Linked DNA regions of Homo sapiens: region 2 is linked to region 1. Evidence: chromatin contacts called from ENCODE Hi-C or POLR2A ChIA-PET data. All regions are on one chromosome and are shown on one strand. The core of a region is the stretch at or near the end of the contact, and the rest is flanking DNA. Distances in the headings are between cores, read along the strand shown. Region 1 holds the start of HCG24 (HLA complex group 24). Region 2 holds the start of RING1 (ring finger protein 1).

The links. Hi-C counts contacts between places; a loop is a spot of excess contacts on that map. ChIA-PET counts read pairs that join two places held with the same protein, here RNA polymerase II (POLR2A). Pooled maps may share reads with other maps.
Region 2: a loop to region 1 is called in a map of endothelial cell of hepatic sinusoid, with 3 times the contacts of the local background. The contact joins the promoter of RING1 here to the promoter of HCG24 in region 1. A Hi-C loop is called at or near these places in 2 of 168 maps with a recorded cell type or tissue (endothelial cell of hepatic sinusoid and posterior vena cava) and 4 of 50 pooled maps. POLR2A ChIA-PET finds 5 or more read pairs at or near these places in 9 of 52 experiments (GM12878, HEK293, HEK293T and 6 more).

The regions. Positions count from the first base shown.
Region 1 is chr6:33,141,679-33,145,151 of GRCh38, reverse strand. It overlaps HCG24 (HLA complex group 24), which reads right to left and starts at 1,828. Exons shown (of 3, transcript NR_138084.1): 1 at 1,558-1,828; 2 at 206-298. It overlaps LOC105375021 (a long non-coding RNA gene), which reads left to right and starts at 1,718. Exons shown (of 5, transcript NR_190905.1): 1 at 1,718-1,928.
Region 2 is chr6:33,206,640-33,210,042 of GRCh38, reverse strand. It overlaps RING1 (ring finger protein 1), which reads right to left and starts at 1,543. Exons shown (of 7, transcript NM_002931.4): 1 at 1,399-1,543; 2 at 1,143-1,278; 3 at 257-417; 4 at 1-128. The coding sequence starts at 1,220. MIR219A1 (microRNA 219a-1) reads right to left here and starts at 2,208; the gene lies at 2,099-2,208. HSD17B8 (hydroxysteroid 17-beta dehydrogenase 8) reads right to left here. Exons shown (of 9, transcript NM_014234.5): 9 at 3,212-3,403. The coding sequence ends at 3,389.

The DNA of each region.
Region 1 (3,473 bases), core at 579-3,078:
TGAGATGGGAGGATCGCCTGAACCCTGGAGGCAGAGGTTGTAGTAAGCTGAGATCATGCCATTGCATTTCAGCCTGGGTGATAGAGTGAGACTCCATCTCTAAATAAATAAAATAAAATAATATATTATGCTATTATACCTATTATTTAAAATTGGGATCTTATGTTGATTTCTACATTTGGGAAGCATATTCCTAAGAACTGACCTTTATCAGTCCTGTATTGTGTTCAGTGGCAAAGCCAGGCTTGGTGTCTGTTCCATCTGGGAACGCCAGGAGTAATGGTCCCACTCCTTGCTGCTGAGGGTACAGCATGAATTTGGGCAGCACCATGAAATAAAGCAAATGTAAGAAGATCCTCTATCAGTTGCACTCCTATTTAATAAGAAGACTTGATCATCATCAAGAAGTTAATTTCTCCATGCCTGGGTAAAACCACACTGACTCATCCTGAGGCTCTTCATTGGACCCAGTGATCACCAAATCCTTCAAGCATAAAATGGCCATGTGATTATCTCCTTCCTCTCAGGATGAAAGGCAGACAATAACATGTGATTTATGTTCCTCAGGAAAGGACATGCTATAAACTAGAGAACTTGGGAAAGAGGAAGTACATGAATTAACATGCAGGCACATGGTGGCATGTGCCTGTGGTGCCAGCTACTGGGCAGGCTGAGTGGCAGCATTGTTTGAGCCCAGGAGGTGCAGGCTATGGTGAACTGAGATCGTACTACTGCACTCCAGCCTGGTTAACAGAATGAGACCCTGTCTGTCTTTCTCTCTCTCTCTCTCTCTCTCACACACACACACACACACACACACACACACACACACAGAAAATAAAGGAGAAAAAGAAATTGTTCTTAAACATAAAATTTAAAGTGGGGTTCTTTGTATCACCACATTCTTTTTTTTTTTTTTTTTTTGAGACGGAGTTTTGCTCTTGTTGCCCAGGCTGGACTGCAATGGTGTGATCTCGGCTCACTGCAACCTCCACCTCCTGGGTTCAAGTAATTCTCCTGCCTCAGCCCCTCGAGTATCTGGGATTACAGGCACGTGCCACCATGCCCAGCTAATTTTTGTATTTTTAGTAGAGATGGGGTTTCACCATGTTGGCCAGGCTGGTCTCTAACTACTGACCTCAGATGATCCACCCGCCTCAGCCTCCCAAAGTGCTGGGATTACAGGCATGAGCCACCATGCCCAGCTGACTCTTTTAAATTTCATTCAGCTGTGCGCCCAGCCTCACCACATTTTTATATGAAGAAGAAATAAAATAATAATTACTAATTAAATAATTAAATATTATTTCCTTCTCCTTATATGTTTGAAAACATCAAAGATTTTCTCCAAAATTATCATAGCTATAAAAGAGTCAATATAATATCAAATGGTAACAAATTAATTCCTTTATGATGCAAAGAATCAATGTAAAATTGTGAAGAAATATCATCCATTCACAGAAGTAACTACAAATAAAAAATCCCAACTTGCGTAATGTATTTCCTCATTAAGAAGAAGGCGATTATGATGTCCTAATTTTCGTTTTCTTCACTTACCCCTACACTCTGCAGTAGTCAGGGGCTTCCTGGGCCATGCTGGTGCCTGACAATTCTCCCACTTCCTCCCAGCAGCTCTAGCATCTTCCTTCCCCAGCCACAGAGGCGTCCCTTCTGATGTATTCTGGTTGGTTGAGCCCCATCAGGCTGTTTCATCTCCAGCCTTTCTCCCTGGACAGGGGTAGGGAAAGGAGTGCTGGATTCGGAGCTCCTCCGTCCCTGCGCCGCCTCATTTTCTCCTTGGGGTCTGGCGCACAGTGGCCATTGCAATACACCCTAAAGACTGAAGGAGCCAGCGCAGAGCCAGGATCCTCCTGTGAGCCATGGCCCTGGCTGCCCTGCTTAGCCTCTCGGAACCTGGGCCATCAGGGGTGAGTGCGCAGGTGGGCGAGGGAGGGTGGGGGCTCTGGGCGCTTCTGGAGCCCACAGATGCTGTTTTCTTTCCTGTTCTGTTTTCTCTGTTCTTTACTGTTTTGCCTGAGGCTCTCTTTTGCTTTCTCTCATTCTAACAATAATAACCACCATTTACTGAACACCCCCTAAGTGCCAAACCTCATGTCCTTCCTCACAACACCATTTTCAGAAAGGCTTTTATTAACACAATTTTAGAAATGAAAAGACTGAGACTCAAAGAGATTCATAAATGTCTCCTTTCCCCCACGTCCTCTCGCTGAAGAGAGAAGAGCCAGGGCTTGGCAACCTCCTCTGGAGATTCTCTCGTAGATTGTAGAGGTCAGCTTCCTCAAATAGGAGTCTGCAATGTGGGTTTTTTTCCTTCCTTCCTTCCTTCCTTTTCTCCCTCCCCCTCCTCCTCTTCTTCTTCTTTTTCTTCTTCTTCTTTTCTCTCTCTCTCTCCTCTCTCTCTCTCGACAGGGTCCTGCTCTGTTGCCCAGGCTGGAGTGCAATCACGTGATCACAGTTCACTGCAACCTTGAACTCCCAGGCTCAAGGGATCCTCACACCTCAGCCTCCTGGGTAACTGGGACTACAGGTGTCTGTCACTACACCTGGATAATTATATATATATATATATATATATATATATATTTTTCCCCTTAGAGATGGAGTCTCACTGTATTTCCTAGGCTGGTCTCAAACTCCTGGCCTCAAGTGATCCTCCTGTTCAGCCTCTCACAGCACTAAGATTACAGGTGTGGGGCACCACACCCAGCCCGTTAGTGACTCTCTCTCATTTCATTCAGTCTTCAACCCACTGCATTCTCCCTTTTTCTTCCCCATGTCTCTGATGCTGCTCTCAGGGTGACCTTTATACAACCCAAACCAGTGATCACTTCTCTGTCTCTATCTCTTGTGTGTCATGAGTGTGTTTGTGATGCGTCCGCTCCTCTTTCCTGGATGTTTTCTCCTGTCTGTTGTCTTTTATGAACCCACTTCCTCTTTGTTTTCCTCCTACTTTCTAGTCTTCTCCTTTTCAGCCTCTTTTTTCATGTCTGTGTTTGTCTGGATGCAGGAGCACACACTCAGACCCTTGCTATTCTGACTTTATGTACTTTTCTTGAGTGACCTGATCCAAATTTAGAACTTCACTTATAATGAGCTTCCTTCCAGTCTGTGTCACTAACCTAGTGTACCCTGGGACCCAACCATTTAGCTCACTATCCTCAGATTAACTCCATTTGTTCCCACAGAAATTCAAACTAAGCATGTTCCAAACAGAACATCTTACCTTCTCTCGATTATTTCATTTTTCATTACCTTTGCAGTCACTGATGCCCCAGTTCTCCACGTTGGGTATTCTGGACTCCTTCATATCCCTACTTCTGGCACATGATTTAGTGATTCCTGTGGCTTTTCGTTTCATTATTGCCATTCAAACCCATCCGCTGTCCGCCTCACCCCATGTTCCTGCCCCTGCCTACACCCTCATGACTTCCCATCTGATGGCTGAAGAGTCC
Region 2 (3,403 bases), core at 294-2,793, 65 kb before region 1:
GGTCTTGATGGGCCTCGTATTCCTCCCGGCTAGGATAGATCTTAGAGATCAGGGCATCAAAGTTGGGGTCTGGCCGTAGGGATCGCTTGGACACCAGCTTCTTTCGGCAGGTAGGACACTCCTTGTTCCTGGGGTAGGAGAAGGGAAGCCCTGAGTGGTCAGTCAAGGGAACTGAAGCCTAGGCTGAACCAAGACCAGTGAGAGGGCCCTAACTTTGTACCCCTTCATCTCATCTCAAACATGTCTCTCCTATTACCCGCTCCGTAGGGCTGTGACAATGCAGTCAGAGCAGAATCTGTGGAGGCACTCCTTGGTGGTCATCGTATTCTTCAGCATGTCCAGGCAGATAGGGCACATGAGTTCTGAATGCAGTGACCGAGGGGAAACAGCAATCTCTGTGCCATCCATTATGGCTTCCTGAAGGCATCAGTGAGTAGAAAGGTGGTGTGGGTTAGAGGGAAAGGGGTTTTAGAAACAGCAGCCCATAAAATAAGAATTTTGAGAAATACAGTGAGAAGACCCATGTTGGTCTCTATAGGAGACAAGAATTCTGAGAAAGAGAAGGACTGATGACTTGGAGCAAATGGAGAAAAGACAGACTTTAGTGTCCATTAACTAAGAGTAGGAGCTTTGGAATAGGAGGATCTGAGGTGGCTAAGTGGCCTAGGAGTGAAGATGGCACAAATCTGTGGTTGGGAAAAACTATTCAACAAAATTTTTTAAAGTCCTGGTGCTACCTGTATTAGAACCCCATAGGGTGCCTGTTAAAAATTCAGATTCTGAGAACCCAATTCACTACTGAATCAGAATGTTGGGGGGCATGAAGCTCTGCTTTTAATAAACTCCCAAAGTGAGTCTTATGTGCACTGACTTATGACACTGAATGAGGAACAGGGAAGGTAATTTTTGTGTTTGTGATCTTTCAAATGAAGATAATAATACTTGTTCCACCTCTCTGGCAGGGCTGTTTTGAGGATTAAATGAGCTAAATGCGAAAGTGCTTTGGAAAGATTAAGGTGATTCAAAGGTAGGGCCAGGCAAGGCAGAATAGAGCAAATTACGGAAAAGAAGCTGTGTGATGCGGTCTGTGGATATAAGGGTTTGGGGGAGGGGGTAAGCCTGAAAGGGAGAATGCCTGTCACCTGCGGGGTCCGGTGCAGCTCATACAGACTCAGTTCCCACGTTTTGCTGGCATTCTGGGCATTCGCCGGCGTCGTCATGGTGACCGGGCGCAGACCCCCCACCAGGGCTCCACAGCCGAGGAGAAGGCGAAGAAGGCTGGGGGTGGGGGGAAGGGGAGGAGGGCGTCAGGGGGGCCGCCCCTCGCGTAGACCCCGCCCCTCCAGAAGCGCCCCTCTCCGCCCCCGCTCCCGCCCCCGCGCCGGCACTGCCCCTCACCCAGCTCCAGCCGTTCGCGCTCCCGCCGCCGCCGCGCCTCTCCCTAGGCCCGGGCTCCTGGGCCAAGTTCGCTCGGTCCGCAACCGCTGCTCAGACAGCAGCTCCCGCCACCGCCGCCGCCATGGCCCGGGCGCTGGGGCCCTACGTCACTTCCGCCTGCTCCTCCGCTACACCCGCTCCCCCCGCCGGCGGAGACGTCACCCACCATTCGCGGCGCGGGTGGGACGGGACGTGGACGCCGCGGTTCTCCCGCCCACGGGACGGGCTCGTCCCGCGTGAGGATCCTGCGTCCCGGGAGTTCTGCGCCACTTAGGGAACCACGGTCTCCGCCCCCGGCCCAGCACCGTCGCGCGGCCAACAACCTTAGCCTCGGTTCCCTTCCAGAGGCCCCCACGCGGGGCCTCAGCTCCGGGGGGCCGGGGCCTGGAATATCTGGGACCCCAGGAGGGGACAGAGGGCTCGTGAAAAGGGCTACCTCCCCCACTCTGCGTACCCTGGCGACTCTGGGGATCAACCCCCCTCACTTCTCCGTAACCCCCATTCCAGGATCCCGGGGGAAAAGGCTGCAAAAGATCTGCCGCTTTAGCCTTCTAGTCCTGAGAACACACCTAGGTCCCGATGTGCCCGGGATTCCCCTTACCACCCTGGGGACTCCCTCCACCCTCTGCTTTGGCTCTCCCTAGACCCTCCGACCCGCTCTCCCGCTCGAGGTTTGGGGGCGGCGGCTCGGGACGTCCAGACTCAACTCTCGGCCGGAGCCATAGACTCGAGAATTGCGTTTGGACAATCAGGAGCCGCGGCCCGGGGCGGGGAAGGGAGGGAGGCGCACGGGAGGAAAGGGGGAATGGAGACACCACGCGGAAACAGGGACATACACAAGATGGAGCTCCCATTGGGAAGGGGGGGTGCGCGTGTGGGTGGGGTACACAGGGGCAGAATGTCTGGAGTGGGAAGTGGGCAGAAGCCTCTTCGAGGACTCTAGAGTAAACGAAGGGGATGGGGAGGAAAGAGAAGAGGAAGGGGCAGAGCGATCCCCATTGAGTGTAGGGAATGAGAGGGATACAGGGCGAGGGGGTGGGGGGCAGTTAGAGACCCTGATGGGCATCTTGTCCCCGCCCGAGCTGAGGCTCCCGGACTTGGGCTGCGGCTGCCAGGGGGTGGCCTGTCCCTGGGACAAGGCAGCAGTGGGTGCCCTCGCCCCCCACCCCAGTTCCCCCCTACTTCCCTGTCCTCTCCTTCAGTCCGTGGCCAGTCCTTATGTGGGCGCCAGAGTCGATTAGCGCAGACCCCCCTCCCCTTCCTCCTCCTCTTCCCAGCCCCCTCCCTCCTGCTCTCTCCAGCCCCTTTCATCGGCTGGTTCATTCCCCTAATCCTGGCCCCCTCCCCTAATCCCCCCCATCCGACCCCAGGCCGGCTGCAGCTATTGTAAGGTGGAGAGAAAGGGGAGGGGGGGACTCAGAGAAAGGAGAGGGGTGGGGGAGGGCCACCTGTTCCAAGACCCCCTTTCAAGGCCAGACTGGACACCAAGATGGGGCCATGAACAAATCACCCTTGGGGACCATAAGAACCCAGGGAGTTGGGGGGAGGGGACTGGTGCTGCAGAACCAGTGGAAAGGGGTGACGCACGAACCCCTCCCTTCAAAAAGACCCGGAGTGTCACGCATACACAGTGACACATACTCTTTCCTCTCACACCCGGCGGCGGGGGTTGCCCTGGGAGACCAGGCAGAGAAAGGGAACAATCCTTCGGGAAAGGGAAAGGAGGGGGAGGTGGGGAAGGGTCTGAGGGCTTGGACACAAGAAGAGCCGGAGGTGGCAGGGAAGAGGACTTGGAATTTATTAGGGTCACAAGCACCCCTGCTTCCCATATTCAGCATTCCTGAACCATACACTGCCACCCCTTTTGTATCCTGGGAACTTAGAGTCCTCATCAGCAGGAGGCCAGGCAGAGTGGTGGGGGGGTGAGCAGAGTCCAGGGTCCTTGAGGCAGTTACATGAAAAGACC